Linked DNA regions of Homo sapiens: all the other regions are linked to region 2. The links are chromatin loops, found by intact Hi-C in ENCODE. Cell type or tissue: endothelial cell of umbilical vein. All regions are shown on one strand.

The links. Hi-C counts contacts between places; a loop is a spot of excess contacts. Peaks named below come from ENCODE experiments on the same cell type or tissue, not always from the same donor. Only the 100,000 strongest peaks of a DNase experiment are listed, where the experiment ranks them.
Region 1: a loop joins it to region 2, with 8 times the contacts of the local background. A loop is called at or near these places in 20 of 110 quality-filtered maps.
Region 3: it touches region 2 in a loop (5-fold over the local background); 7 of 110 quality-filtered maps call a loop at or near these places.
Region 4: a loop joins it to region 2, with 4 times the contacts of the local background. A loop is called at or near these places in 4 of 110 quality-filtered maps.

What each region holds. Positions count from the first base shown.
Region 1 is chr12:92,603,821-92,611,820 of GRCh38, reverse strand. The region is part of intron 1 of LOC105369905 (a long non-coding RNA gene); the gene reads right to left. All of the region lies in intron 1 of LOC124902983 (a long non-coding RNA gene), which reads left to right. Among named protein-coding and RNA genes, the nearest start is that of PLEKHG7, 95 kb to the left of the region's middle. In endothelial cell of umbilical vein, a CTCF peak has its summit at 3,153 (motif pointing right); a DNase peak (open chromatin) is centred at 3,160.
Region 2 is chr12:91,378,392-91,386,391 of GRCh38, reverse strand. All of the region lies in intron 4 of LOC105369896 (a long non-coding RNA gene), which reads left to right. Among named protein-coding and RNA genes, the nearest start is that of LINC02823, 55 kb to the right of the region's middle. RefSeq lists enhancers at 3,835-4,666, 4,667-5,500. In endothelial cell of umbilical vein, a CTCF peak has its summit at 4,177 (motif pointing left); DNase peaks (open chromatin) are centred at 4,181, 4,861 and 5,521; H3K4me3 peaks cover 642 bases; H3K27ac peaks cover 861 bases.
Region 3 is chr12:91,986,563-91,994,562 of GRCh38, reverse strand. LINC01619 (long intergenic non-protein coding RNA 1619) reads left to right here. Exons shown (of 5, transcript NR_132341.1): 2 at 1,034-1,193; 3 at 5,370-5,466; 4 at 6,920-7,030; 5 at 7,866-8,000. Among named protein-coding and RNA genes, the nearest start is that of LINC02404, 120 kb to the right of the region's middle. In endothelial cell of umbilical vein, no CTCF peak of the experiment used is centred here; DNase peaks (open chromatin) are centred at 742, 3,102, 3,872 and 6,222; H3K27ac peaks cover 5,342 bases.
Region 4 is chr12:92,205,453-92,213,452 of GRCh38, reverse strand. No RefSeq gene overlaps it. Among named protein-coding and RNA genes, the nearest start is that of BTG1-DT, 63 kb to the right of the region's middle. RefSeq lists an enhancer at 4,320-4,409. In endothelial cell of umbilical vein, no CTCF peak of the experiment used is centred here; a DNase peak (open chromatin) is centred at 4,692; H3K27ac peaks cover 927 bases.

The DNA of each region.
Region 1 (8,000 bases), 1.2 Mb before region 2:
TATGTTGGGACATAGTTTTTATTACCTCTGGCCTTCAGATAAGGCAAGGGAGGCCCTGTGTGGTCATTCCCAGCAAGTGGGGCAGAGCCAGGCACATTCGGAGGGCTGTAGACTCCAATTTCTTGTGCTCTTGTCTCATTTGAGCAACATCATGAATTTATAAATTTGCCCATTATGGGCCTAGGTAACATGTTACCTTCCAACTTAAAAACAAGCCAGATTCTCCCACCATGTCGGTTGATAAGTTATATAGTGGGGTAGTGGTATATTCATTTTGGAGCTATGTTTAGGGATCTTCAGAAACCTGTAATAATCCTATCTTCTGCTAGTAGCCTCCTGGTCTTTCAGATTGACAGTTATACTGGAGAATAATCACCTATTTATCAAACTTTTTAAAAAGTGAATTTTTTTTTTTTTGTATTTTAAGAAAGGCAATTAGATCCCCTCCCCCCTCCCCATTTTTCCTGGTATCAATGTTTGGTAGTTTTGACTCCCTTTAAATATGAATGAAAAAAAGCTAAACTATGATATTTTAAGTGAATAAGTGGGGCCTTAATTTAAAAATTTATATCTACTACTAGCAAACTGAAAAGTCTTTAAAAATGACTCAAAAGCTATTTATTATTTTCTCTCTCTCTCTTATTTTGTGAATGCTCATGAGGAATGGATGAGGCATGGGAAACCTAAGTGATTTATTCAGGTTTTACTGAGTTGGTAATAAAACCTGGGTTTGGAGAACTAGGTTGGGAAAAGTCACACACTTTTCTCTGCTTTTTTTTTTTTTTCTTCACATGAATTCTCTACTGGTTCATAAAGTTGCTAGCATAGCTCTTACAAAGTCTCACTCATGAAATGAGGTATTGATTCTTTGTTTTTTTTTCTTTTTCTCCTCCTGACTCAAATTTCCTTTTACTTCCACAGTTGGAAAAGGAAGAAATGAACTTCTGGAATCAAATACTTAAATGATGTAGAAAAGCAAAGACTGCAAACCAAGAAAGCTAATGTATACCAGCTTTAACTGTGACCTGATTATGATATGATATTAATTTGCAGGGAAAAAGGTTATCTCCTTGCATTCTAAAAACCACGATGTTATATATGATTGAAGACAAAGGATATATATTTTTTCCAAGACAAAATGACTCATGGCCTTTAGGTAGACAGTATAATAAACTCAAATGCTTATGTAGGCTGCTGAGTTAGGGAAGAGCATGAAGTGGGTCAGGTCTAAGAGATTATGGAGATTTGCATGGAACTGGAATCTTGGAGGGCCCGTGCCCCACCCAAAGGCTGTTTGGCTATATTGCTCCAGCTGATTTCTACCAAGTAAGAATTTGGTACCTGGGTGGCTGCATTTCCTGATTTTTCAACCTGGGCACCTAGATTTGCATGTGAAAGCCCCCAATTATAGGCTGATATTCACTTCAGGGGTTGGTGTCTGGCCAGCAGAGCACACATAATGACTAACTTCAGCTTGGGAAGGGCTGGGTTTTGCTTATAAGACAGTGGAGACCCCTACACATTTTTATCATTTAATTTTATTTCAAAACCAGAAAGGACAACATTGAAGGCCTAAGAACATGGGAACAACCAATGAGACATAATTTTTCCAAAGGAGTTGTCTGTACTCAAAGATTAAAAGAAACACTGTTTTAGATGGAAGTTATAGGGAGGCACTTTATTCTTTAAGTACGCAGTAACAGTGGTGTCCCCAAAAGAGTAGACTAGACAAGCAAGTGGAAATGGATAAAATCCCGCTCATCTTTCAAGGCCATTCTTAAACACCACGTACTCCACAATCCATTTGCTTTAAAATCATATGACGTCTATGCTGTCCACCACAGCTTCAGAGAGTACTGAAACAAATATTTATATTTGGAATAATACTCAACAAGAAATTTAACAGTAGGTTTGTCATGGATAATGGCCCATCAGAGCAGATACAGCCTTTAAAACAATAGTAAAGATATGCTTATATACAACAGCAAAATACAAGATCTGTTTCTATCATTCTTTTAATGTCATAGAATTTTGTTACTCAGAGGGTAGACCTCAGACCAGCAGCATCAGCATCACCCGGGTGCTTATGAGAAATACAGAATCCCAGGTCCCACTGCACACTTATGGGGTAAAAATCTGCATCTTAACAGGGTCTCCAAGTGATTAATACGCATATTACAGGTTAAGAAGTGCTGTCCTGGAAGACTTTGTAGCTCACTTTGTCATCATCTACCATAATCTTGCATTAAAATTAGTAAGTAATTATTTGTCATTCCTAGTAGACTATTAGTTTCTTGAGGGCAGAGGCTACGTAAAAAATCCTACTAAAGTGCTTAGCATCTTGGCCATAGTAAGGATTAAAAAATTTGTATTTAATTGAATTAAAAATGATTTTAGGGCCAGGTGTGGTGGCTCACACCTGTAATCCCAGCACTTTGGGAGGCGGAGGTGGGCAGATCACCTGAGGAGCTCCTCGAACTGATCAGGAGTTCAAGATCAACCTGGCCAATATAGTGAAACCCTGTCTCTACTAAAAAAAATATAAAAATTAGCTGGGTGTGGTGGCACATGCCTGTAATTCCAGCTACTTGGGAGGCTGAGGCATGAGAATCACTTGAACTCAGGAGGCAGAGGCTGCCATGTGCTGAGATCAGGCCATTGCACTCCAGCCTGGGTGATGAAGTGAGACTCCATCTCAAAAAAAAAAAAAAAAAAAAAAAAAAAGATTAAAAAAAATGACCATAGTTACAATCAGAGTGGCTAACATTTGTTGGGTGCTTTCTATGTATTTTACAAATTGTAAACCGTTATTATATTTATGTTACAGATGAGGCATTGGGGGTAAAAAAGGTTAAGTAACTTGTGCCAGACATGAAGGGGCAGAGAGGAGTCTCGGCTTTGATGCCACACCAAGGCTTGAAATATTATCAGCCTTAGATTGGCAGGTGTGAACGAAGGAAATAAGAGAGGAAGATTGGAAGAAAATTACTTCAGTCTTGTAAGCCTAGGAGACTAGAAGAAGGATGTTTTATTCTTGATGATACTGGAAGACTCATCAATAGTTGTCTTCGGGATCTTGTCCCAGAGATAAAATGCTTCCTTTTACAATCGGGAATAGCTGCGGGTTAACATGCATCCTTGACCAGAAGATGGAGCACTTTAGTCTCCATGGTTTATTGATTCATCTGCCTGGAGATGAAAGGGCAAGAAAGAACATTTTTTTTTTTTTTTTTTTTGCCTGTGACAGTCATTTTGCCTTTTCTCCTAAAGAAAGGAAAGGAAGTAAGAACTCAGCTAAGTGTAGGAAAGATGATTGAGAGTGGGGAGAGGAAAAAGAGAGGAAAATGTCACTTGTTTTTTTCAGATCTTTCCAGCAGGAAGCAAAGAAGTCGATATAGTCCGTGACACAGGAAGCCCTAGTAACAATCTAATGGGACCACCAGACAGTAGTACTATGGGGGTGATAGGCAGTATATAATTATTTTTAATGTGCATGTATGCTTAGGGCTTGAATTGTACCACAGTGCTGTCAAATAGTAAAGGATAGATAAAATGAACAATTCCTCCTGTGGAGTGGGACAGAAACCAGCCTAAGTATCCCACTGGGGGATAAAAATGTGAAATGAAGAGCTTAATAAAATTAGGGCTATGCAAGGGAAAGTGGAAGTCTGTCTTAATAAGCTAGCTTTGAAATATTTTAAATTGCTGTTAGGAAATCTATGAGATTATTCACAAAACACTCACATGGAAAGAATTGTCTCAAGCTACATTTCCATCCTAGTTTTGAGAACTAGATGGTGAATACTGCAGAATTTTTTGCCATCTTCTAACAATTAGCTTCAGGAGATATTTATTTAATTGAATGTATGTTAAGTAAAACAAATATATAAATGCTCATTCTATAACCATATATACCATTGCCTCTACAATATAGGAAATCCTTCTAACAACATCTCAGAAGAATATTATCTGCACAACCTGAGAATCTGTTAGTGTTAGGTTAATTGGAAAAAAAATATTTTATACATATGATGTCAAAAGTAGATGAACAGGTCTCTTGAGTAATTTCTTAGATTTCAGGATTAATGTCTTACAATAATTTATTAAAAACCCATATGGAATTGCACATCTAAACTTCCATAATTCTCTCTTCTGGGATAATAATACATTTTCTCCATTTAAGTCTTTTCTTTGGTTGATTAGTCTTGCATCCTCTTATTGGATACTTAGGTAACTTAAATGAGTGTTTCAAATACAAGAACTTAGTGTAACTGTACACTAAATTCTGTTTCAGCATGAAATTCAGAAATTTGTAATTTGGGATTTAGAACAATTTAAATCAGAATTGTTTTGACTTTGGGTTTTATATTTGATTATATGAAAGCCAAATAAAAGTTAGCATGCTGTTAAGTATTTAACAAAGTGTTTACATATACGAAATACTAAAGGCTAGTAGAACACTCTTTCTGCTAAAGAGACCTCTAAAATAGCTTTATACTTTTCTGCTTGGGACATGAGTTGAAAGAAAGACTCTAGCTGTCTAGCCTTGAATTGAGACTGACCCCAATTGTGGAGGAAATATCAATCAGCCTCAAAATCCAGAAAGCCTTCATTCTTGAAAGAGCTTTTTATTCCCAGCGAGAACGTCTGTCTCATGGGAGAGGCTGCCACCCTGGTGGTTAGGAGTTTAAACTCTGGAGACTGGCTTCAGATTAGAGTTTTGTGACCTGCAGTTATGTGACCTAGGGCAAATTACAGAAACTTTCTGTGCCTGGATTTTACTGTTTGTAAAGGAAGGATAACTAATAACATCTACATTGTAAGAAAACTCTATGGATTAAATAAGATAATGTGGGTACAGAACTTGGGACAATGCTCTTCCCCAAACAAATGCCCCCAAACAGTTGGCTATTTTTATTATTAAAAACAGTAGAATAAAACCCACTGTCTTCACTTAGCCATTAAATAAGTCAACCTGAATTAATTGTTACTATTTAATTTTATTCTTAAAATTTCTTATGACATAAGCAAAACGCAATCATTATAAATTATAAATACACATAAACAAGAAGAAAATATCATTCCAAGTCTTATCCAGAGAAGATCTATAATGACATTGATACACACATGGCTTTTTTCCCATGCCTATATATATCTCTAGGATGCAAAAATAATCACATTTAAGCCAAAATAGTATTAAAAACTCATACATGTTTTGTATAATTCCTTAATTGCTGAACTTGTCACTCAATAAACTACATGACCTCAAGCAAATTACTGACCTCTTTCATGTGTTAATTTGTTTGCAAAGAGCTCCACCAAAGTGTTGTGAGAAATAAGACTTTATGTAAAATGTAGTGTACTTTATTACAGAAATCACTGTGTAGGACATATCTTTTTTTTAACTTTTTTTAAAAAAATTTTACTTTAAGTTCTGGGATACATGGACTTATCTTTTAAGGATTCCATTTCAAGGACCTTTTCACTGGTAACAAGTCAGGATCTGGTAAGAAGTTCAGATCTATCACTGTTACCACTCCTCTCTCTGCCACCTCTATTTGCCAGGCCTTTAATTCTTCACATGTCTAGTGTTGGCTCTGAATTGTAGGTGATTTATTATTGGAGAAGTCTGGCTTCAGCTGAGACAAAATGCACCCACAGGAAGATTATTTTCCATGATAGGATGTAATCAGATTGAGAGTAAGAACTGTATTTTATACTTGTTCATATTCCCTAAATATCCATATACTATGCTTTGAATGTTAAAATTTGATGAATTTTAAAAGGGTACTAGAATAGTCCATAAAATAAGATTTGCCAACTCAGAAAAAATGTGCCTTGTGTCCTAGCTGAGTAATTCACATACTTGTACTTTAGAAGAGGCAATTGAATAAGCTAACAAAAATTTTTATGTAGCATTGCCTCAAGTATATTAGAAATATTTTTTGGGTTTGCTTTTATGCCTTAGTACGATTAAGTATCTTTTCATCAGGTTAGCATTTGCTGTTTGCTGCTTGTCTGAACAAGGTATGCTAAGGCGAAAGATGAAAGTAACATCGTAAAACAGCAAACCCCAACCTTTGTGGAACTAGGGACTGGTTTAGTGGAAGACAATTTTTCCACAGACCAGGAGAGCAGGGGATGGTTCTGGGATGATTGAAGCACAATACATTTATGGTGTACTTTATTTCTATTATTATTACATTTAATGAAATAACTATACAACTCACCATAATGTAGAATCAGTGGGAGCCCTGAGCTCATTTTCCTGCAACTAGATGGCCCCATGTGGGGGTAATGGGAGTCAGTGACAGATCATCAGGCATTAGATTCTCATAAGGAGTGTGCAACCTAGATCCCTTGCATGTGGGCAGTTCACAATGGGGTATGTGCTCCCGTGAGAATCTAATGCTGCCACTCATTGCCGTTGCTGATCTAACAGGAGACAAAGCTCAGGCAGTAATGCAAGCGATGAGGAGCAACTGTAAATACAGATGAAGCTTCACTTGATCACCTGCTGCTCACCTCCTGCTGTGCAGCCCAGTTCCTAACAGGCCATAGACTGGTACTGGTCTGTGGCCCAGGAGTTGGGGATCTCTGCTCTAAAACACTGAAATCTCTCCAGTGATGATTATAACAAAAATCACCCATTACAACTTTATAATTAAAGCCCTTGATAAAATACACATTAAATGTGTTTTTGGGAGAAGTCCTGCTTTCTGCATTTCCCCCTTTTCAAAGATTAATTCATTTAACTGAAACTGATGGTGGGAAGGAAATGTACACAGGCTTGAAATTTTGTTTGGAAGCAATTATGTTCTGTCCTTCCCAAAATATAGATTGTGCAATGAATGGGGAACTTGGCTAGAGCAAGATTGTTGACAAAATGTAGCTAGACAATTTGAGCTATTTTTAGTTATTATTCTGGTTATACTTAATAACATTTATCATGAACATTTACTTTGATGAAAGTGATTCTTTTAGGATATAATGAAGAAATGTTTGGCATTAGTTTTGGAAAAATATCCAAAAGTTTTTACAAAAAAACCCAACCCCCAAAACAACAAAACAAAACAACCTTATATTGAGAGGAGATAAATATCCTCATTGACTTTAAGGGGGTGGGTGGGGTGAAATTGTGTTAGAATATGTAACACTTTACTTAAAAAAAAAATCAATGCATGTAAAACTTATTCTGAAGAGTTAAAATCTCATTCGTAAAACATTTTAACACTTTTTTCTTCTGTCAAGCATATCTTGTCACTGAAAGTGGCCTAATACAATTTTATCTGGTAGAGAAAATTAGAGGAATTGCTTTAATAAGAATGATTTTTAATTAACATTGTTGATAAAACGAGCCCTTTTAAAGTTCTTGAAGGTGCTTGAAAACAGCTTCCTCTCCTCAGTAGGTTGTTTCAATTATGATCTATCATCATTTCTTCCTTCATAGGTAGTAAAAGACAGTTTGAGTTCTGTCCGTGTCAAGCATCACACATCTCAGATGAGTGGGTATGTAGTGATGAGGTAGGAAACACGTAAAGATCTTTGCTGTAATATTTCAGTGTCTGGTGACTCAGATGCTGAATCTACTTCTCATAAGTAAATGTTTCACTCAAATCAAAGAGAGTAGGCACTCCATCTCTGGCTCATGCTTCACTGTACTGAGAGTTTAAACTTCCATGCTGTCCTAGCCTGCTTGGAAAAACCAGAGTGCCCTGAACTTCCAGTGAATCAGCTCCTCTTGGGCCCTGATGTGTCCTCAGGATCTCATTAGATGGAGCCAACTCAGAATCTAAGCAGGTACCTATGAGTTGTCCCTAGTACTGAAAATCCAAATGTTGCTTGGCAGTCCAGTTCATGAAACCTCTAAGAAATGGAAGGTCAGAGGCTGCTGTTTTCCTGTGGAGACATGACTGGTTCAGCAATGGGGGCAGGTCTGGACAGGGTAGTGAGACCCATCAATAGACCATCCATGAGAAGGCCAGTAGGGGGTGCCATGG
Region 2 (8,000 bases):
TTGTGCGTATGCTGTTTCTTCTGTTTTGGACTCTCTTACTTCTTGATCTGATCCTTAACTGCTCTTCAAATTCCAACGTAAGTATCTTTTATCTGTCAAGCTTTCATTAGACTGCACAAAGGCTCACCTAAAATCCTTCTAGTGTTTTGCATATAGGTCCATCATCAGCAGACAACGATGATACTGGCACCTGGTGCACAAGCATCCCCTAGTCCTATCCCTGCAATGAAGCATGTGCTTGTCTGTCTCCTCCAGTAGACCAGAGGCCTCTCAAAAGCAATCATAATTTGATTGCTTTTCAGTACTTCTACCATTTAGTACAGGACCTGACAGAAGGGCAGGGCTGGGGATGGACAGAAACTTGAGCTCAACTCAAGTATAAGTTCTGTTTAATGGTGTGGGTGCCAAGAAGACTTGTGGAGAAGGATTCTGATGTGTAGCCTGTTCTGAGAGGGAAAGAGTTCCATGATCAATTAGCGATGTCGGCTATGGGAGTAGGAAACTGGGAATGGCAGTACCTATCCCACACATTTGCTCTTTTATCACAGGCATTCTGTAATTGTTTGTTGAGAGAACAAATACATTAGCAAACTTGAAGTAATGTTTCTTGCAATGTATATAACAATATTAAGTAAAATATTCTTTACTTCATTTCATAGCCTCTGATCTCAAGGATCACAAAACACATTGAGTATTTTTTATGTCACTGATCACTCCCTTTTAGTTTTGAATGTAGGTATTCATTTCTCTTAGAAGGGAATTTGAGACCCATAATCCATAAACAGATCATGCATATGCATAAAACAAATGTGATCTCCATGGTACCAAATATACAGGGTATCTGTTTTCTTCAGTAACTTGATTCAGTGGTTTTACATAGCCTTAAGATTACATGGTCAGTCAGAAGTAGGGCTTGGATGTCTGACTATTTTCCCCATAAACAGAAGGACAATATAATTTATAGTCCATACTTGGGACACCTTTGAGAGTGAATGGGGTGCTATTAATTATGTTGTAACAAGAGATGTAAACAAAAAACATTCTGGGACATGTGCGACGTATAGTCACCCTACTCTATAGAACTGTGACTCTAATTCTCCTATAGGCTACATTAAGTTGTTTGCTTAATATACACCCAAAACTGTAATTCCAATTGATTTCCTGTGGTTTCTTGGGTCACTGTATTGAGAAAGATATTAAGGCCGCTTCCAGATGTCACAGAAAAGGGTGCTGTGTTTCACTGGTGATGCCTGGTGGCTGACAAATGTGAATGAAAGGACAATGGTAGGAGTGCCCCTCACTTATGATTCCTGATCTAGAACTGAGAATCCACAGCTGTTTGCACTTCTACACTAGGTTCCTAGGAAGTAGTTATTTCCTCAATATTGACTCCTCCTCCATTTTGGTGCTTCAGTTCCCTTTGTGAGGATCTGGATTTCATATGACTTAGGCCATTCATAACCAAGATTTGCTGCTAACTTTCTAGACTTTATAAATTTGCTACTTACCATTTCCAGTTCTAGCTGTGCTACTCAGGATTCTTGATTTCTTGTCTATCCATACCGTCACAATTATAGACTTTTTTGTAAAATCACTTCCACCTAATTTTGGAATTACTGGGCTTCCAGTCCTCATGACCATACCCTTTACCTAGTGCATGGCTACGGGATCTTGTCTTTTATATAGCTTGGCTTCCATTTTTTAGCTTCCTAGCTATGACCAATTTCTCCCTGGCACCTGTAACTAGCAAAATCCTAAGTCCTTACATAACAGTTAATCTCAAAATCTAGTTTCCAAGCCAGTGCTCTCTCAAAGGTCTGTTGTTCTGTTTCCAAAATTAGCAATGAAACATGATGCAGGTATTTCTGATAAGAGGAGGATTTCATAATAAAATTACTCAGAAAAGTATCTCAATTATCAATTTTGTTTCAGCACAGAAGACAGAGCCTGAATGATCTTTGCCAAGTCCCTCAACTTAGTGTTTACAAAACTTCAAAATGTTTACTTAATATAATAATGACAAATCCCAGAGAGTTTTGTGAAGAATAACATAAAAGTCAGAAGGGCTTGCTTTGTTAATGCTAATTAACCCATTTGTGCCTGAAGCTGCAATTTTTTGAATTTTTGCAATCAGATCTTGGTGATGACCTTGAGCAGCAGGATATAAATAACTCCCAGATGCTTAGCGTTCCAATAATGGAACACTAGGCATAAATGGATCAGGACACCTGTCCTAATTCCATTATAGGATTGTACTGAGGAACGAATGCAGTGATAAATAACACAGTTGTTAGAAAATATAAACTATGGTCTTTTGTATAATGCAAATCTCAGATATGTTAGAAATGGCTTTTGTATTATTTATCTTAATCTAACGTAGTTTTAACTCCAAGACTCAATTCTACCATATTGCCAAGAATTCCTCTAGCCTTTTCAAAATAGCACCAGAGACTGGGAGCCTTAAATCTTCATGAAAATAGGGAAGAAGCTGATGTTCTGGCTAACATGGTCACTTCTGATTTTTTCACTATCCAGAAGATCCCCTTGACATCTGGCAGTTCTCAAGTGCTTGTGTACCAGTCTCAGGTGGGAATCTTTGGTCATGTTTGGAACGAACCCAGCTGTGGTCCCATCTCCTGGTAGCCATCTCTCACTTCTGCGGGCTCCTGACATCTAATATTCAACTCTGGAGTCATCCTGCCTTCTCCCACATTCATCTGAGGACCAGGGCTGTGGTTCCACTGCCCTAGGGCCTATGACCAATGAGCCTCTCTCCTCTGGGGGAAGACTCTCCACCCCTGGCTTCTACAAATTCTTCCTTGTCTTCTTTACTGCATGGGCAGGTGGGACAGGATGATTTCTTTCCATTTCCCCATCTCTTCTTCTCTCACTGGGCATCCTGATGGTGGCACAGGGGCAGCTAGGTGTCAGGGCTGGGACTTGAGCAACTCAATAGCTGACAGGCTCAGGGAGATAGGGAAATACATCACTGACAGCCTCGGCCTCTTCCTCTACAATCACCTCATTCTATTTCCAAACTCAATGCTGGACTCCCTCTCATGGGTTGTTGCACATTTGGTGATGAATTTCTTTAACTGGCTCTAGGCCAGGATGATAAAGCAAAGACTATAAAACACACAGAATTACTGCAAAGAAACAGAACCCACATTCTTTCCAGATATTGCATGTTGAAAACTACATATCCGTAGTCATCTGGAGATTTCGTTGTTTAGGAATACAATTCCTAGGTGGATTTTTCTTTTTCTTTTATTATTATAATTATTATTGTCAAAGGAAACTATTATAAACTGAATGCAATAGAAAAAAAAGGGTCTACTACCACTTTTAGTTTCTGTAGTATTGGTTAATGAATATGATACTCCTCTCTACAGCCCCTCTCCCCAACATCCATGTTTTATGGCAAAAGATTATAGGCTCATAAATGCAGCTGGGGCCAATAATTGATGAATGCAATATTTTATGACAGATTATGCATTTCCTTAGACAGGTAACTGTTACAGAAATATTGCTTCTTGATTATAACCAATCAGATAATAAAAATATGTTTCAGTTTTACTGAGATGTTTGATTTTCTTAGGTCTTGTTGTGCCACACCAGGAATAAAGCTTAATTAAGGATTCATTTACTAATTGTTTATCATAAAAGCTATATTCAAGGGAAAAAGTTACATTGAATCCATAGTTTTCTGGGAGGAGAACATGGGAACAGTCTGTTTGTGACCTGTATTTCTCTGCCAACTTCAGGACTTGGTAACCTATACAGGTTTCCTATGTGAGAGGTTAAAGTGTGGGTCCTTCTGTTTCCTAAAAAGGAAGCCTATAAAGCACCACATCATCTTTTAATTATTTTCCATACAATAAAGCCAGTTTAAGGCCATGAAATGGCCTATGAGCTCCTATGTGTTATGTAACATTTTCAGTGGTTACTGTAGCAACATTTTGTCCTTTATGGCATTTCATTTCCATATAAAGTAATCTGCATTGTTATGGGATGCTTTGTCCCATAGTGATGACCATAAACCATGCTCAAGGGTCTCAAACACTGACTCCCCACTCCCTTTTGTTCTACCTGAAAGGCGCCTACTAAGCTTCTTCTTTTAGTGACTATTAAAGGGGGAAGGATGCCCTGAAGAGGTTCGTCCGCTGTCCAACAGCGACCCCTAGAGGCACAATGCCTTGAAAGTGGCCAAAACCTCCAAAACTTCAATGCTTTTCTCCAATCAAGTGCTGCTGTAATTTGCTTACCTTGAGAACTATCACAGCATTAATCAAGACCTGCCTTTACTCTGAAAACATGGGCTGCTTTTGGTGCCCAAAAACGAAAGCCCAAAGTTTCGGGAGCTTTACTACCTACTATCTACTACACATACATTTGTTTTCTCTTTGTGAGATTTAAGGGAACCGTGGAAGAATTGCTTTTTATTCATCATCAAATAAGCATAATAACAAATTTGGGCATAGTCAAGATACAACGCCTTTGATGGCTTTTCGTTAGTTTTTTGTTTTTGTTTTGTTTTGTTTTTCGCTTGAAAAATAAGTTAAAATCTCAGGAAGAAAGAAAGAAAATCCTAGCGCTTTTTCTTTTCTGAGCTTGCAACTGTTTGTAGCTCAGGCACCCGGATGATTCATCCCATGAAAGCCTTGAGCGCTCCATTTGTTTTGTAGATTTCACTACTCCCTTTGTTCCGCTTCAAACCTTTCAGAGGGCTGAAATGCATTATTACCTTGTTAAAGCTCAACCAAAATCATTTCTACAGCCTGAAGCTGTTTTGACGTGGGTTGAGTATCTCACACAAAAGAATTGCTTTTGTTCCCAGAAGCTCTTATTGGCTGAGTGGCCTTTGCTCTGAGCCAATCAGAAGCTAGTTGTTAGGCTTGGCTGGCTATTTTTAGCCCAACACGCAAAAACACTTGGTCTTGGAGGGGGTCGGCTGGAGAGTGAAAGGCCCTGTAGTAAAAGCCAACAGCTAAATGCATTTTGGATGTCAAGGCGCGTTTGACATTTTCTCTTTAATTCCTCATACGCTGTTACATTAGCATGTGTTTTTCGTAAACAACAAACTTAGAGCTGCATTTCCCAGTCCTGAATTATCCATTTAGTAAAGAGACAGAAAGGCTAAGAAACAGCATTCCCCTTTTATCCAAAAGCAACGCACGGTAGTATCTAGTTATTTCATAACGCAAAAAAAAAAAAGTCAGTTACCGTATTGAGAATACTAAGGTGTTTTTGCCAAAGAATTTTTATGAATTTTCATCTTGAGTTAGAAATTTTCAATGCCTTGCTCATAATGAATTATAGAGTCCTAAAATAATCTTTTCCTCTTGCCCTTTAAATATGTATATAATTACACGAACGAGTATACACATGATGTGTAGCAATTAAAATAATAAATGCTGAGTGTGTTTCATGCATTGAGAAAAAGCATTCTTTTGAGCATGTTCTTCCATTTAAGCCATTACTCAGAGGGCACAAGAAGTATTTTTCCCAAATGCGCTTCAAGAGACAGGGCATTAAAACACACAATTTGTTAATTATCCGATATTATCAGGAAATGAAAGTTGCCAAACGGGAAAAGCCAGGCTCTTAAACTTTGATTTTCCCTCAGCAGTCTATTCAACTGGGCTTATATAAGGAGGAGACAAGCTGAACCCAAATTTTACAACACAAAGCAATTTTTATTGGCAGCAAGGGAGACCCCTTCCTGAAAAAGAAAGAAAAAACCCAAATCTATGTCTAATTCTTAAAATATGTTTCAGGTTGTAGATTTTAGCAATATTTATTATTCAAGCTTGGGAATATGACCTCATTTGCCATGGTTGTTTGCTTATTTTAAGAAAAATGCCTTTCTACTTCTTGTTGCAAGCCATCAGGCAACCATTTAAACATGCAAGCAAAAAGTCTGGATCATGGGCATATTTAAAAATCTGGAAGACTTCAATAAGTTGTAAAGATTTACGATTCCATCGTGGGCTTGCAGAAGGGGTTTGCTGTGGCCTTCTGTGAGCAAGGGCGGCCTAGTATATGGTGGGCATAGGCCAAAGAACTTACCAAAAATTCTACCAGAGTGAAGGGAGCACAAATAGTTTTGGGGGAAAACTTTCCTTGTCTTAAGCAATACCGTATACAGTGTTTAGAAGGAATGTCACCTAGGTTTCAGAAGGTGAATTTGAAAGGCTGAAATAAAGTACTTTAGAAAGAGGTATCTTTTTCTTTCCAACATCAATTTGATGCACACAGGGACAGATTTTGAGAAGCTCTGTAATTGCTCCCAGGAGTTGAGTTAGGTTGAGGTAGTCAACCAGCTGCTAACAATTTAGTTTAATATGCAGTCTTAGTAAATTAAAGGAATCTGATAAATTGAGACCCAGCATGATTCTTATTTGTTTGCTATGGCATAACATGTTGAACGCCAGCAGAAATTAACCCATTGAAATTTTTCTACTCAAGGCCCCCATTTTATTTTCTCACTTTCCTGTGTCAGATGTTTTTGCTCCAGACTTGGTCATCTGAGCAATTCCTTAGTTTTATGCTTATCTACTTAAAAAATATATATATAACAATAATACAAATTCTAGAATCATGCTTATTTTCAGTTTTCTCTCTGTGTTTGTATTTAAACTCCTTGAAGGTAAAAATAAATAAATAAATGAGTCTGTTACTCCTCTTGTGTGTTAACCTTTCTACTTCACATGTAGATCATCTTAAACATGCTTGATGTAGATTTTGTTTTCTGTGGGAGCTGAGACACTTGTGGGAGGAGAAATGTGCAATTTTGTACTTGGCTACATCCCCAGAGGAGTGGTGACCAGAAAAGGGAAAGACAGCTTGCCAGATACCTAAAGGATAAATGAGATATTGAGCTACTGGAAACACCAAAATTTACCATTGATTCTTTCTACACACTAAACTGTTACTTGTGATAGTAGTTGTAAAAAACTGCATGTTTATTAACCGAAAGGTGATTGTTCTAACATTCACTGGGAAAGAGTGAAATGGTTGGAATAACACTTTAGCACTCATACCTAAAGATTTGCAAAGCCAAAATGCCAGGCAAAATTAAAACAGGCTAAATTCATATGTACAAAAGAGCTGTAATTCTTTTATGATGAAATAGATATTTTCTTAGAAGCAACAGTTTCCTGTGTTCTGTAAAGTAAGCCAAGTCAGTAATGGGTAACTCTGGCATCTCCTGCTCTCCTCTCACCTCATGGATGCCAGGCTTTCGAGTTGTATTTCAATTCTCCCTTACATTGTGGCCTCTTTGCCTCACTCCCAAATTCCTCATACCTCTTCCAAACTTGCAGTTAGGAGTGAATATAGGATCCTCCTCCTCCTCCTCTTTCTCTCTCTGTCTTTAGATTAAACTGAAAACATGGCAGCTTTTTCCAAAATTATTCATTCTTTGTCAGGTGTGTGTGTATGTGTCTTATTGTGCCATTGAAAATAAGAATGTGGAGGGTGCCTTACTATGCCATAGAACAATTTATTGTGTTTCTGGGTTGCCATCTTTTCAATCTGATTAATTTATGGTCCCATAGAGAATCTCTGGTGTGAATTATGTTAGCTTTGTTGAGTCCACTGTGCAGAAAGTCAGTTTGTATCAATATTCTTCTAGGCTTAACAGTTTCTCCTTAAAAGGCTTAATAATTGCCTGTCATTTGTCTCTTGGCCCATTTTTATCTTGGAAATGATTGGCTGTTAGGCAGACCATTTGTGTAATATTACTATAAAAGCCTTAAAACATGGGAAGAAAATTAGAATCATATGTGTATATACTAGGTTAGTAATGAATAAAGTGCTTTTCTACAAAATTTTGAGGACCTTTTAGGAAATCAAAATCTTTAATGACATGAGGATATCCCAAGTCAGAATAAGGGGAAGTTTGAGGGAAAATATTTAAATTAGAGGGTAACTTTGTGCAAGGACAAGTGATATTTGTAATTTTTAGTGTACAGGCTACCATGAAGCTTACAAATGAA
Region 3 (8,000 bases), 610 kb before region 2:
ATTTGTCATGTCATTGACATGTTCAGCCTCCATTGTCCACACCACCCTGACAGCAGGTCCTTTATATTTCAAAGAAATTGCAGCCTGAATTAATATAATTAGAATGTAACTGTTATTCACTGCAGAAACTCCTTATTTCCAGAAGTAAAGATCTGATAGCATGTCTGTACTTAAAATCTTTCCCATGATGGCTGGAGGGGAGCAAGCAGATAATAAAATGACAGAATAGATGCTATTTCACGGGCTTTTTAAAGTATTAACTAATGGAAATATAGGGGGAGAAGAAAACTGTTCTACCCTTGGCATGTATAAATGGAAACATCTTTTAAGTTTACTAGCCTTTATAGTACTTCTATAAAATATGTTCTGAAAAGTAACTAAACTCAGAGAAATAAATTAAATCAGAAAAATTAGCTATCTCCAAAAAATATGCAATGAAGCATGAAGTAGAGTGGCTAATTCATAGACAGAATTACAGATTTAAGAGATGGTTGAATAACTTTAGTCATTTTTCCCTGCTTCCCTTTGAACAGTTGATGTCACTAACTAGGCAACTGTCACCAAGTTGGTAACTTGAGTGCTGGATTTTTGAATTTTATTCTTTGTTAGCATTCTGTTTCTACAAATACATGATTACTGATATAGTGGAAACTGACATTGGCATTTTTCTTTTGAAAATAAGATTGATTCACATTCTTTTAAATAAGTTAATTTTCTCACTGGGAATGACTCATTTGAGGGGGAACAATGGCCTGGCATATCAATGTGTTGGCTGGTGCTTATGGCCTCTTCTCTGAAGAATATAATGTTTATCCTTGTACATGTTATAGACCGTTTGTGTCCTTCTGAAATTTATATGTTGAAGCCCTAATTCCCAGTGTAATGATATTTGGATATGCAAGCCTTTAGGTAATTAGATTTAGGAGCCTTGAGGGTGGAGCTCTCATGGTGGAATTAGTGTCCTTATAAGTAGAGGAAAAAAACATCAGAGTGCTCGCTCTCTCCTTCTCTCTCCCCTGTGCCCTGCCTCCAGACCTCTGACTATGTGAAGATACGGTGGGAAGATGACTGACCGCAAGACAGGAAGAGAGCCCTCACCGAGGAACCAAATTGGCCAGTATCTTGATTTTGGATTTCTCAACCTCAAGAACCATGAGAAATGAATGTCTGCTGTTCAAGCCACCCAGTCAATGGTATTTTGTTATGGCAGCCCCAGCTGACCAAGAGAGCGCATATGAATTTAATGAGCATTGAGAAAAGCTAATGTTTTTCATTTTTTCCCTTAGAAGCATCTATCGATCTTCATTTGAAATTATGTGTCAGAAACTGCAATAATAGAAGTAAAGAGAATGGGCTAGGTAATGTAAGAATAGGGCTAAGGTTATGTAAGTGAGGGAGAGTTTCGAGAGAGGAATTTCAGTAGCCTTTAAAATTTTAAATAAAATACGCTCTATAAACCAAATGCATTAGTTAAGGAGCTGTGGGCATCAGTTTCTCCTTATAAAGATTGCATATACCTTTTAGTTAACATCTTGGACAAGTCAGGAATGATTCCTTTCCTCCAGGGTGTCCTGTGGAATGTCTACCTTGTCTCCCTCAACATAGAGGAACTATCGACCATTTTCCATTAAATAGCCTAGAATTAGGTGTGTTTCAGAATCACGTGTATATATGTACATGGTGGTTGGATGTGGGTGGATTCGGAAGGACTTGTTAAGATGCCCATGCCTGAATTCCTCCCAGATCCACTAAATCAGAATTGTCAGCTGTGGTGCCCAAATTACCTAAGTTAAAAACCACTCCAAGCGCTTCTGATACATACCAGACTTGACATCCATAGACCAATGTTCTCATTCATTGATACACATATTCAAGTTTACTACCTAGGCAGATCTTTCTATAGGTTATATATGTGAGTTTAAAAATGGGTACATTTAATTTTTATAAATGGAAGTCCATTTAAGACATTTTGGGCCAATGGTTTTGAGGAGAGCTCATTAGCATACCAGCTGAGCTGCCCCATTCCCTCATTGCACACCTTCCTTCTGCCTTTGCCATAGGTTGCTTAGTTTCTCAGTCTGCCTGTCTGGTCTGAGTTAGAAAGAAAAATGGGCATCTCACAGTTCCTAGCAATTTATTTTGCAAAAGAATGCAGTAGAGATTTCTATTTTAATGTAAAAAAATCCTTTGAGTAAATAGTTTTCCCTCTCTCCAATATATTTTCTTATTATTCTGTATATTTAATAATGGGATTATATGTTATAAACACATGCTTAGACATCCAAATATATGCACAGATGGAAAATATCAAGCTTGCAGGAAAGGTCCATCCCCCAAACACAATTTTAAGGGGTTTTGCCTTTGTTTTCTCTAAGGAATACAAAAGTCAGACTTGAAAAAAAGGAGGTTTAGGGAATTCTGTCACTATTTTCCTAATTTCCAGCAAATGCTAATTCTGATGTTGTTTTTTTGATTTTTAGTGGCCTTTAGAGAATTCTTGGGGTTGAGGGTGGGTAGGAAGCGGATTGAGGATGGGGGAGAGTTCCTATCTGATGTCTGACCAATGAATTGTTAGATAAACTAGTCATGTAGAAAACAGCTTGATTTATCTAAGAGAGATAATAGTGACTCCCAGGATCCAGCCTGCCCTGTAACAACCCAGAGGACTTCTTTCCTGAGGTTTACAGAATACACTGATTGGTCAATCAACTAGATGTAGTAAATATGTAAAAATTATATTCCAAAAATTTTGTAAAAATAGTAAAATAAGTACATATTTTTGGAAGAGTATGTGGGGAAAAAGTAATGCAGAGGAAAAAAAAGAAGGGAGAAAATATGGGCCAAGGTGCTGCTTTCAGAATCAGACACATGTGGATTAGATTCCAGTGTTAGTTGTTGTATGCCCTTGGGTAGTTATGTCACATTTCTAAGCCAATGTTGTCATCTGTTAAATGGGAACAATGTCTCCCTCACATGGCTATGGTAAGGGTTTGCTAAAGTATTTATTTTACAGTCTGTAAAAGGATTCAGAAAAATGCTTGATATACAGTAGCTGCTAACACAATACATCTGAGATAATAGTATTACATTGCTGGCAGCAGAGAGTGGTAGCCACTAAGTATATTTTTTTCTGGACATGCAGTCCTGACTTTGAACCCCTTTTGGTTTGAGGCAGAATTACTGCTATTGGCATTTCTAGCACTAAGTCTACATGATATTTTAAAGAATTTGTTGAGAGCTCTTAAATTATTACTATTATTATCAAGAAATAGATTTGTTATGTCTGTTTTCTTGATTTATTAACTGAAATTCTGTAATCCTTGCCTTAAGCTTACAAGCGTTCTTAGTTTGATTTTTAAAATACCCTCAGAAACCATTAATGTTCACAAGAAATAAGAAATCTTTGCAATAATATTTCATTGTATCATCGTACTTTTTCTTTCCTGAAAAACCAATGAAGAATGGCAGTTTTATAGGTAAAACAGTAGTTAGCCTTTATATGGATGACATTTTCCCAAAAGCCTAGAAAAATTTCACATTTGCAGAAAAATACTCTGTTCCCATATTAAATCTGATTAAAATTCAAATCTATATTAACATCTCATAACTTTTTGAAAAAAGTGAATGCCACACTTAATGGAAAATGCTCACTGTCTGTCCTCACTGCTTTTGTGGGCTTCCTAGCAAGGCTGTACTGGGATCCAGGAGGGCTGGATCACAGCTACATCCTTGTTAAAACAGTCAACCGGCATGAATGTTGGCCTTTAGTTTTTCCTTCCTTTCCCCTCTCCCATCCCTACATTGTTTCAGCTGCCAGCTCCCTAATATTTTTTTCTGAAGCAAGGGAAAGGAAAGGGCAAAAATGACTTAGAAAGAATAACATTTCTTTCTATGGACTTAAATAGAACATTCAACGCAAAACATCCTGTGTTTTCTTTTAGTTGATGACACATTGACTGTAGGAATGAATGAACTAAAAACCAGGGCTTGATTTTCAAATGGGGGTTATTTTAGTTGCATACTACCTGATCAAGAGAAAGTTGTTCAACTATTTTAAATTATAACCTGTTGGTTTCTCCTCTGTACTCCTGATCTCCTTATCTTGCTGTGCGTTTCTTTTCTCCATTTTACATATCACCTTCTAACATGTGTTTATTATGTTTTTTGTTTATTTTCCCACTCTCCTGGCCATGATGGAAGTCCATGAGAGCAAGCATCTTTGTCCGTTTGGCTCACTGTTGGATTCCCTGTTTTAAAAATATCACCCGGCCCAGCGTAGGTGCTCAATAAATATTTGCAGCATGAATTAATGAAATAGTTTCTTTCTCAGTGTCTTTTTCTATACAATTATGCAGAATATAACTGGTACAAATATGGTACAAAAACATCTTATAAATGTGCGCTTATACCTAGTAGATACATTTGAAAGTACAGCTCTGCTGGGAGTGTACATATCTTAGTTGGTGAAGAAGAGATAATAAAAGAGTTAGATTAAAAAAAAAGCACTTTGTCACTCTCTATTCTCTTATTTACTCTGCTTTATTTTTCTTTGAACCCTGAATCTTAATACCCAACATAATATATTTATTTGCTGATTGTCTACTTCCCCATACTAGAATGTAAGCTTTTTAAGGACAGGATCTTGTGTGTTTTGCTCACTACTATAGCCCCATTCCTTGGACTCATGCCTGATACAGAGTAAGCACCCAATACATATTTATTGAATGAATAAATGTATGTTTGAATGAGTGTGTTTGTTTCAGACTGTATTCATGTCTGGCTCTTGCTCTATATACAGACTCTTTGGAATGATCGTTCACTAAGAGCTTGGTACTGTTGAGGTGGATGATGGGTGGGGAGATAAAGGGAAGAAAATGACCAAGATTATACTAGTATTTTTAAATTTTTTTATTAATTGTGAAAAAGATGTCTCAATCATTATATATGTAGTATAGTGTGAGCCTAGGGACGGTGGTTTGGGTCCTGAAACATCCACCTATTTTCAGAATGAACTAAAATAATTTCTTAGTTTCTTGATGTCACATTTTCATTATTTGTAAAATTAAAACAATGTTACCTTACCCAGGGCTATAATGGGAGAATAGAGAGGCACTGACACATCGAAGTTGGTCAGTAAATATTAGCTATCATCATCATCATCATCATCATCATTATCAACATCATCATCCAAGGGTTGGTGAACTATAGCTGGTGGGCCAAATCTCTCCTGTGGTCTGCTTTTATAAATAAAGTTTTACTGAACACAGTGTATTAATTTTCTTATTGTCTCTGGCTGCTTTTACATTACAACAACAGAATTGAGTCATGCCTTGCAAATCCTAAAATATTTGCCCTCTCATCCTTGATAGAAAAAGTTTGGAAACCTTCATCTAGAAAGTGGTCTAGCAAAGTGTGGTCCATGGATGAGTTTGATCTGCAAACTGCTTGTTATTGGTTCATGACAAGGTGAGTACAGAAACTGTGAATAATTATTTAGAAACTTATATAACAATTTAAGAATGCTAGTGACTTCTAAGTGCATTATTTTGACATCTAAGTGCATGATTTTGGTTTATACAAAAGTGTTGATTTGTGACTGATTGGAAATTTAAGAAAAAGAAAACCTGGCCTTTTCCACTGGAATAGAGTCGGGTGTTTTGTAATGGGATTTTGTTGTATTGGTGACTTAGTAAGACATATTCACGTGGCTTCAGATGGAAACATCTGGGGGCCCATCAGGTGGGAGTGACAAACATGTCCTGAGATTGCAATTGACCTGGGAAGGTTGATGAGCATGCACATTAATAACGTCACACAAATGGATTTTCTATGCAGATGGGTGGGCCAGCCACAGTTCACTTATCAGCTAATACAGTTGTAATGTGTTGCTTCATATCTGAGAGAAGGCAGCACCTTAGGATATTATGTGTGTCTCACTTACATATATAAATGAATTCCCTTTTGAGGTAGATGTATTTTAGTCAATAAGTCATCTTCTCTCAATAGTAAGCCAACAACTTTCCTGGAAATCTAGCAAAACAACAGTTCTATGACCAGCCTTATGTTTTGTTGCATGTGTGCATAAAAAATGCAGATTGACTCTTTCCTTTTCTGTTTTAGAATTGGTTCCAAACAGTAAAGCCGCCAGAAAAAACAGACAAACTCTTAGGAACAACAATGCCCATTATGTGTGGAGTAGAAGCTGCCAGACTTTGATTACTGGCCAGAGATTAACCCCTTTGGTGTCTTAGGGGGGAAAATGCCAAGTCTGAATCCAGACATTTCCAGGATTTTACAGTCATTCATGGTATGAGACCAGGCGATTTATAATGACTTGTGCAAAAAAAAAAAGACTATTGGGAGAAGGAAGTGCAAGTCAAAGGCCACGGCTCCTTGCTTCCTGAATTCTGCCATGACTAATTCCAGCAAGCGGACATAGACCTGATCACCTCTGCTTTTCCCTTTGCTAGCCTGCCTGGTCATGGATGAGAAGCACGCTGCTCTTGCTACCTTCATGTGGTGGTTTGGGTCCTGAAACATCCACCTATTTTCAGAATAAACTAAAATAATTTCTTAATTTCTTGAGGGCACATTTGCATTATTTGTAAAATTTAAACAATGTTACCTAACCCAGGGCTACAGTGGGAGAGTAGAGAGGGATTGACACATAGAAGTTGGTCAGTAAATGTTAGCTATCATCGTCATCATTATCATCATTATCAACATCATCATCCAAGGGTTGAATGATGTTTTTGTGTTTTTGTCCAGGTGTCAGAAGGAGGCTGGCAAATTTGGCACTCACAGAGGGAAACCTATGTGCTTCGTGAGGTCATTGCTTAGAGTACAACTGCTACCAAGAACATTCCCTGCAAACTCTTTTGTGATCAGTTTCTTCCCTTCTCTCATATACCCTCTGCAGGTCTACCAATTGCATTTTGAGAGCTCAGATAAGCAGAGAGCAATGCAATTTGTCACAGAAGGATGATTATGTATATGCACTGTCATGTGTATGTATGTGTATGTATATACGGTATGTGTATATATGCATATGTATATACAGTATGTGTATTTCATTTGTTCTTTTATCTTATCCTTCAATATGTATTTATTGATAATTTATTATGAGAGGCTGAGAATACCAAGTTAATTATAATTTATTATAATAATAGCTACCATTTATCAAGAACATATTGCATATCAACATTATGCTAAATATTTTATATACATATATTTTAATGCATTTAGTCACTTAAAAAACTTTATGAAATAGCCCCATTTTAGACATTAGTAAACCGAGTTCCAGAAAACTCAAGGGCACGCAGCTAGTTAATGTTAGAGCTAGGATCCGCATTCAGATCTGTTTGATGCAAAACCCATTCTCTTAATCACTTTGTTAAATTGCCTTCCCAAAGATGAATAACATGATACAAAGGCATTTACCTACTTTCTTGGATTCACAATCTGGTTGGCAAGAAAGGCATATGATGCAGAACATAAAAGGCTATAATACAGCTATGTACAAAATACCATGATTAACTTGTTCTCTTGCGGGGTGGGAGAAGGTGGAAGAGGGTAGAGGAAGGCCTCATAGGGCAAGTTGTGCTTGAGCTATGCCTCTGGGGTATGGGATACTCACACAGCAGAGAGAGAAAAGGTGGAGGCTGGAGAGGAGAGAGAGAGAGAGAGAAAGGGGGGGTGGGAAGGAGGGAGAGAGAGATTTCAGCTGGGTGTGACTTTGTTTTGTAGGATGAGACGTAGACTTGTTCAGGTGCAAAGAGACATCTGGAACTAGTTAGTGGGAAGTTCTTCAAGGCTGTTTCTCCACTGAACAAGCCCATATATTTTTCCTCTTTGTTCTCCTTTAGCTATTTCCATGCCTAACTCAAAGGAGACACAAGGAGAAAGTGAGCTCAGCCTGGATAAATTGGAGATTGTGATGACTTCTAGGAAGCCTCAGGAAAGAGAAACAAAGACAACACTGGCCTGCTGCTCTCTGCAAT
Region 4 (8,000 bases), 830 kb before region 2:
CCAAAGTTCTGATGATGATCTTGAAGCTTTATATGATCTACCTCCCACTCACTTCCTTGGTTTGTTTCCTAGCATTTTCCCCCTTGCTCACTCCACTGCAGTCACACTGATTGCCACACTGTCCCTCAAAACTGCTGATCACATTCTGCCATACAGCTTTTGCATTTACTCTTCCTTTTGCCTGAAACATTCTGTCCCCTAGATAGTCTCAGAGCTCACTCTTTTACCTCCTTCAGGTCTACGTTCAAACTCCAGCTTATTAAAGTCTTCCTTGAATAGCCTATATAAAATGGTACCCTCAATCACCTGTCTCTCCATTCTTTTTATTATTACGCTTAATGTATGTATTTGTTTCTTTGTTTAGTGTCTCTCTTCCAAGATTAGAATGCCTTCTCTCATGGCAGAAAAAATACTGTGGCCGGGTGCAGTGGCTCACGCCTGTAATCCCAGCACTTTAGGAAGCTGAGGTGGGTAGATCACCTGAGGTCAGGAGTTGGAGACCAGCCTGGTCAACATGGTAAAACCCAGTCCCTACTAAAAGATATAAAAATTAGCTGAGAGTGGTGGCAGGTGCCTGTAATCCCAGCTACTTGGGAGGCTAAGGCACGAGAATCACTGGAACCCAGAGGCGGAGGTTGCAGTGAGCTGAGACCGTGCCACTGCACTCCAGCCTGAGCAACAAGAGTGAGACACCATCTGAGAATAAAAAATAAAAAATAAATTAAGAAAAGAATAAAAAATGTTTTATCCTCAGCTGTGTGGGACTAAAAACAGTGCAAGAAGTAGGAGCTCAATAATTATTTTTAGTGACAGGCTTTCACTCTGTTACCCATGTTGAATGCAGTGATGTGATCATAGCTCATTGTAACATGAAACCCCTAGGCCCAAGTGATCATCCCACCTCAGCCTCCCAAGTAGCTAGGACTACAAGCACATGCCACCACACCCAGCTAATTTAATTTTTTTGTTGTTGTTGTAGTGATGAGGATCTTGCTATTTCACCCAGGCTGGTCTTGAACTTCTGGCCTCAAGTGATCCTCCCGCCTCAGCCTCCCAAAGTGCTGGGATACAGGCGTGAGCCATTGTGCCTGGCCAATGAATTTTTTTTTTTTTAATGAATAAAAAAAATGAATGAATCGTTTGGCACATAGCCTGGCAAAAAGTAATCAATAAATGGCATCATTGCTATGATACCGAGCTTTTCTCTTAGATTAGAAAGAATGTTGATTTTTTTTTCTATTTTATTCATATTTGGGTTTTCATGATTCTTCCCAAAAATGATGCACAAATACAAATGTCTTTGTTTTGTGTTGCTATAAAAGAATACCTGACGCAGGGAAATTTATAAGTAAAAGAGGTTTATTGGCTTATGGTCCTGCAGACCATACAAGAAGCATGGTGCCAACATCTGCATCTGGTAAAGACCTCAGGCTGCTTCCACTCATGGTGGGAAGTGAAGGGGAGCTGGTGTGTGCAGAGATCATATGGTAAGAATGGAAGTAAGGGGGAGCAGGGGAAGGTCCCAGGCTCTTTTGAGACATCTGGCTCTCTTGAAAACTGATCGAGTGAGAACTCACTCATTCCTGAAGGGAGAGCATTAATCTGTTTGTGGGGCACCCACCTGCATAACCAAAACACCTTACATTAGGCCCCACCTCCAACATTGGTGATCAAATTTCAACATGAGGTTTAGAGAGGACAAATATCAAAACCATAGCACAAGACTAGTTTCTTCTTCATGTTCTTATCATGCTTGACATAACTCTCTCCATTCGTTCAGCTTTTCATGGTTACAACTCTGCTTCTATATATTAATATGCCCTAACTATAGAATGAGGTGAGAAAATGGGCACAAACAGGCAACGAAGGAAGAGAGTATCTTAAAATTCAACATGCTGCTAAGAAGTGAAAAAAATAAAAAAGTTGAACAACTACATTTTGTGCCAAAAAGGAATAATAAAATATAAAAATCAACCAAATGCAACTATTTCGGCTTAAGTGAATTTCAATCAAAATAGTTTGTATGTATAGTCAGGGCTTCAATTTCTTAAACTAAAGAAATGTCAGTATGTAGGACTAGATATAAAATAAGCCAAATATTGGACCAGATGCAGTGGCTCACGCCTGTACTCCCAGCACTTTGGGAGGCCGAGGCAAGCAGATCACTTGGGTTCAGGAGTTCCAGATCAGCCTGGGCAACATGGCAAGACCCTGTCTCTACCAAAAAAGAAAGAAAATTAGATAAATATGACTCTTCTTTTTCCTTTACCTTACATAGAAAAAAAACTAAAAGCATTTGCAAAATATCTTAGACTCTCATCAAGCTAGATATTTCTTGCTTATATTGAGGAAAAAATCACACTCTGAGAATAGTGTTAATCAAGGGTCATAGGTAGCGCTAGACTAGAAATTTTGAACTGTAAAAAAGATATTAAAATGTGACTTTTAATTAGATCAGAAATGAACTCTAATACTCTTCACGTCTTCAGAAATGACACCTTTTATTCCTCCAGTAATTGAGGTGTCAAAGGGCAATTTGAGGCTACTCGAAAAGATTCAGAGTCTGGTTTTGTTAACTACTAAGCTAATTACTGGTACAAAATGAAAATTACTAGACACCACTGAATTCTTGACAGGTCAAAAAAATATTCTTAAGAAATCCTGGGGTTTAAACTGGTGATATTCAGGCTTTCAATATTTATTTTGTAGCTTTATTTTTTTTATTTCTTTGAGGCAGGATCTTGCTTTGTCACCTAGGCTGGAGTACAGTGATACAATCATAGCTCACTGCACCCTGCACCCATGAACTCCTGGGCTCAAGTGATCCCCCTGCCTCAGCCTTCTGAGTAGCTGGGACTATAGGTGCACACCACTACGGAGAGCTCATTTTTGTATTTTTTGCAGAGATAGAGTCTTGCTATGTTGCTCAGGCTCATTTATAGCTTTCTTTCTTCAGAAATAAAATTCACTCAAATTAGTAAGGGTTTGTTGCTGTTGTATATGTGTGTGTAGGCACATGGGGGAGTAAGTAGGCAGTTGAGAAATCTTTTGCAAAGTCGTCTGTTATATTAGTGACTATATATTGTGAGGCGGGATATGAATCACACTGGTTTTCAAAAAACTTTGAACTTACTATTTCTAGGGCACAGTACTTTCAAAGGAAAGAGCCACATGTTCAGAAACCATAATAACCTTCTCAGAGCACCTGTGCACCAGATATCAGTTGCTCCATCAACTATCCTCTGACAATAGCAGTAAAAACCATTTACCCACACTCAGTGGTCTATTCTAGTTTCTACCATCTAAATGATGGTCGGACTCCATCCGAAATATGAGTTTAGGCCATAGCCAGGTTGACTTGCAGAACACTGTTTTAAAATGGGATCAAGGGAGGGCAATAACAGATCTGCAAAGGAGAGAAAACCTAATCATTCAAAAGCAGTTCTGAGCATGAAGTAAGTAATATGTCCACTCAGAGGTATTGTTAATTTAGGATCAAAGTCTAAAACTGGAGTCCTGCGGACAAGCTGGAGAACAAATTTAGGCATAGGGCTGGTTGAGTGGAGCACCTGGAGCCAGAGAAATGCAGAGCAGCAAGGCCCAGCAGCCCTTCCTGAGGATGATACAGATAGTGAAGAGAGGGTGGAAGGAAGGAAGCAGAATGGGATGGGGGCGTGAACATGAAGTGAACAAGAGAAGTTGCTAAACATTTCCCTCAATACTTGGCCCTGTGGATCACTTGCATCTGAATCCTCTGGGAAGCATGTTTCTGGCCGGGTGCAGTGGCTCACACCTGTAATCCCAGCACTTTGGGAGGCCAAGGTGGGTGGATCACTTGAGGCCAGGAGTTCAAGACTAGCCTGGCTAACATGGCAAAATCCCATCTCTACAAAAAGTACAAAAATTAGCCAGGCATGGTGGCTCCTACCTGTAGACCCAGCTACTCAGGAGGCTGAGGTGGGAGGATCGCTTGAGCCCAGGAGGCAGAGGTTGCAGTGAGCCAAGATCACTTCACTGCACTTGAGCCTGGGTGACACAGTGAGACCCTGTCTCAAAAAAACAAAACAAAAAAAAAACTTCTGGAAAACATGTTTCAAAAACAGATTCTCAGGCCCCACCCCAGACCTCCTGAATTGAATCTTCACAAGTGAAGCCTAGGAATGCAGACTTTAAAAAAAAATGCATTCTAGGCAGCTTTTATTGCATTTTGTATTATTTACTTATTTATTGAGACAGTGTCTTGCTGTCACCCATGCCCATGCCATAGTGAGTGGTGCGATCATGGCCCACTGCACCCTTAAACTCCCAGGCACAAGCGATCCCCCAACCTCAGCCTCTCGAGTAGCTGGGACTACAGGTGCACACAACGACACCCAGTTAATTTTTTATATTTTGTAGAGACAGAATCTTGTTGCCCAGGCTGACCTCGAACTCCTGGGCTCAAGTAATCCTCCCACCTCAACCTCCCAAAGTGCTGAGATTATGGGCATAAACCACTGCACCCGGCTGGGATATAAACTTTATACACGGTCCCCAAGTATCTGAAGCACACTTATATTTGTGTGCTAAGCTCCTTACTGGTATTGTTTTGCTTAATCCTTCAACAGCTCTATAAAGCATGTGCTATTCTTATCCTCTCCCCACAGACAGGAAACTGTGATTCAGAGAAGCTGACTGACAAGGCACAAAGACAAATGTGGCAAAGTCCAAACGCAAACTTAACACATTCTGATTGCAGATTTCTGTGATAGTAATCACTCTAGACCAGAGGTCTTCAGACTTTTTCTACAAAAGGGTCAGTTAATAAACATTTAAGATGTGTGGACTAAATAGCCTTTGTTGCAACTACTCAACTTTGCCACAGAGAACATGTAAACAAACGGACACGACTAGGTGTTCCAATAAAACTTTACAAAAATGGGCAGCAGGTCTGAAGATGCCTGCTGTTGACTAAGCATTGCTTTTCTTTTCTTTTCTTTTTTTTTTTTTTTTTTTTTTTTGAGACGGAGTCTTGCTCTGTCGCCCAGGCTGGAGTGCAGTGGCACGGTCTCGGCTCACTGCAAGCTCCGCCTCCCGGGTTCACCCCATTCTCCTGTCTCAGCCTTCCGAGTAGCTGGGACTACAGGCGCCCGCCACCACGCCCGGCTATTTTTTTGTATTTTTAGTAGAGACGGGGTTTCGCCATGTTAGCCAGGATGGTCTCCATCTCCTGACCTCGTGATCTGCCTGCCTCTGTCTCCCAGAGTGCTAGGATTACAGGCGTGAGCCACCACGCCCCGCCTAAGCATTGCTTTTCAAAGTGTCATGCTCAGAACAGTAGGATCCTAGGAACTTGTTAGAAATGCAGACTCTTACTCATTCCAGACTTGCTGAATCAGAATCTGCATTTAACAAGGTCTCAATGTAATTTTTATGCACATTAAAGTACGCGACTTCTACTCCAGGGCATTTACAAAGGACTTCCCTGAAAGCTGCATTTAATGCCTTTGCTGTCCCTCCTTTTAGGTGCATGAACTCATCTTCTGATAGTAACTGTGTTGATTGCCTTCCACAAAAGTTAAAAAGTAAATAAAGCTGGGTGTGGTGGCTCATGCCTATAAAAATCCCAGCATTTTGGGAGTGCTTGATCTCAGGGTTGAAGACCTGCCTGGAAAACATGGCAAAACCCCATCTCTACAAAAAATACAGAAATTAGCCAGGTGTGGTGGAGGGTGCCTGTAGTTGCAGCTACTCTGGAGGCTGAGGCAGGAGGATTGCTTGAGCCTGGAGGTTGAGGCTACAGTGAGCCATGATTGTGCCACTGCATTCTAGCCTGGGTGAAAAAGTGGGACAATGTCTCAAAATAAATAAATAAACAAACAAACAAATAAATATAAAAATAACTTATTAAATTGATAGTGCTTATTATACATGCTATCTTAAAAACAAAGATATAACATCACAATTTATATTTACCTTCTAAAAAGTACTGAGGTAAGTAGATAAAAAGTGCTTTATGAGTTGTTTCCCTTTTCTATACAAATCTCAAGGCCTTATACCGGAGGCATTGAATCAGAATCTCTGGAGATGAGACCTGGAAGCTGCATTTTAACAAGTTTCTCAGGTGATTCACATTTAGATAATCAATAGGTGCCCACTCTTCAGATCTGGGGATTACTGCATGAAGAACATACAGACATGAATTTTGGAGAGAGGGGTTTAGTCCTCCACTAATTAGATGACCTTGAATAAGTTAATTGACCTCTTTGGACATCACTTTCTTCATTCAAATGGTGGTTCCAAACTTTAGTGTCCATTAGGATCATCTTGACCAATGCAAACATTCAGAGAATCCACCACTGTATAATACCATGAACAAAGGGTTGAGTAAGTAAATGAGGGAGAAAGGACAGCTCTTCCTGACAGCACAGTGTCAACTACTATATAGAGAAGCGGCCACAAAGTTAGAAATCATCAATGGATGCTAAAACTAGTGGTAAAATTTTAATGAGGAACAGGATATTTACATAGTTTCAAAGTATCTCCTTGCAAATTAATTATTGATTACAAAGTAAAATATAGTAACTCTTCAGTAGATAAACCTGGCAGACAGCACTGTAACTGACCAAAGCTAATATCACCAACATAAGGACAAAGTGACATCATATGCCTCTTGAGGTGATGCAACAAGAACACAATGCCACTTAGTGACATTCCTGCCAAAATGCATAACCTATACTAAATATGAGGAGACATCAGACAAACCCCAGCTGAAGGGAACCCTAAAAAGTAATTGGCACACAATCTTCAAGAATTTCAAGGTCAAGAAACAAAGAAAAGTTAGTGTTGGGATTACAGGCATGAGTCACCGTGCCTGGGCCAGTTTTTAAAGCAAAGTAAGAATCAATGCCACATCAAATGTACACATTAAATGTATACGTTATATTCATTTCAAATTTCAGAAAGATTAAAATGTGAAAAATATGACTTTTAAGCTTACAGAAATAACAGTGTAAGCTTTTGGGGGACTATAAGACTTTACAAGTGTGAAATAATTAGGTAATTATTCTGCTTCATGACACTTCTATTAATTTCAATGGGTTATTTATTAAATTATGTCATAATGACTCCCCTAAGTGATAGTCAATTCTATAAGATCAGTCTCAGTATTTAGTTTGCATTTGTATTAGCTGTGAACAGTGCATTAGCGAGATTGTATATTACAATAGTCATATGTCTAAAGCAGAGTTTCTCAACCACCAGTGACATCATGAATCAGATAATCCTTTGTTGTGAGGGACTGTCCTGTGGCATTGTAAGATGCTGAGCAGTAGCCCTACCTTGGTCCCCTACATGTCATTACCACCATCCACCCAAATAGTGACAATCAAAAATGTTTCCAAGCTGGATAAACTCTAGAAGGCAAAATCACTTCTGCATGAGAATCAAATGTACATTGAATAGTGGCCCTTTAAAAGATGCTTCCACCAGGAACTGACCTGTAAATGTGAACTTATCTGGAAAAGGGGTCTTTGCAGATATAGTTAAGGATTTCCAGGTGAGACGATCCTGGATTTAGGGTCCAGCCTAAATCCAGTGACTGATGTCCTTATAAGAGAAAGACAGAGAAGATGTGAGAGATACAGAGAGGCAGGGAAAAGGGCAATGTCAGACAATGAGAGAAATTGGTGTTATACTGCCCCAAGTCAAGGAAAGCCTCCAGCCACCAGAAGCAAGAGGTGGCAAGGAAGGATTCTTTCCTGAAGGCTTTGGAGACAATGTGACTCTCCCAAAGCCTTGATTTTCAACTTCTGGCTTCTGGACTTTTAAGAGAACAAATTTATGATTTTAAGTCAGCAAGTTTGCCGTAATTTGCCATGGTAGCCCTAAGAAACTAATCACCATTGTTCTGATATTCCATATTATTTAATTAGAGATTATATAAACAGTTTGGGCTAGCAGAAAAGGGTATTCATGGAAAGCATATTGGGGTATTAGAAATAATCAAATAAGGGCCGACC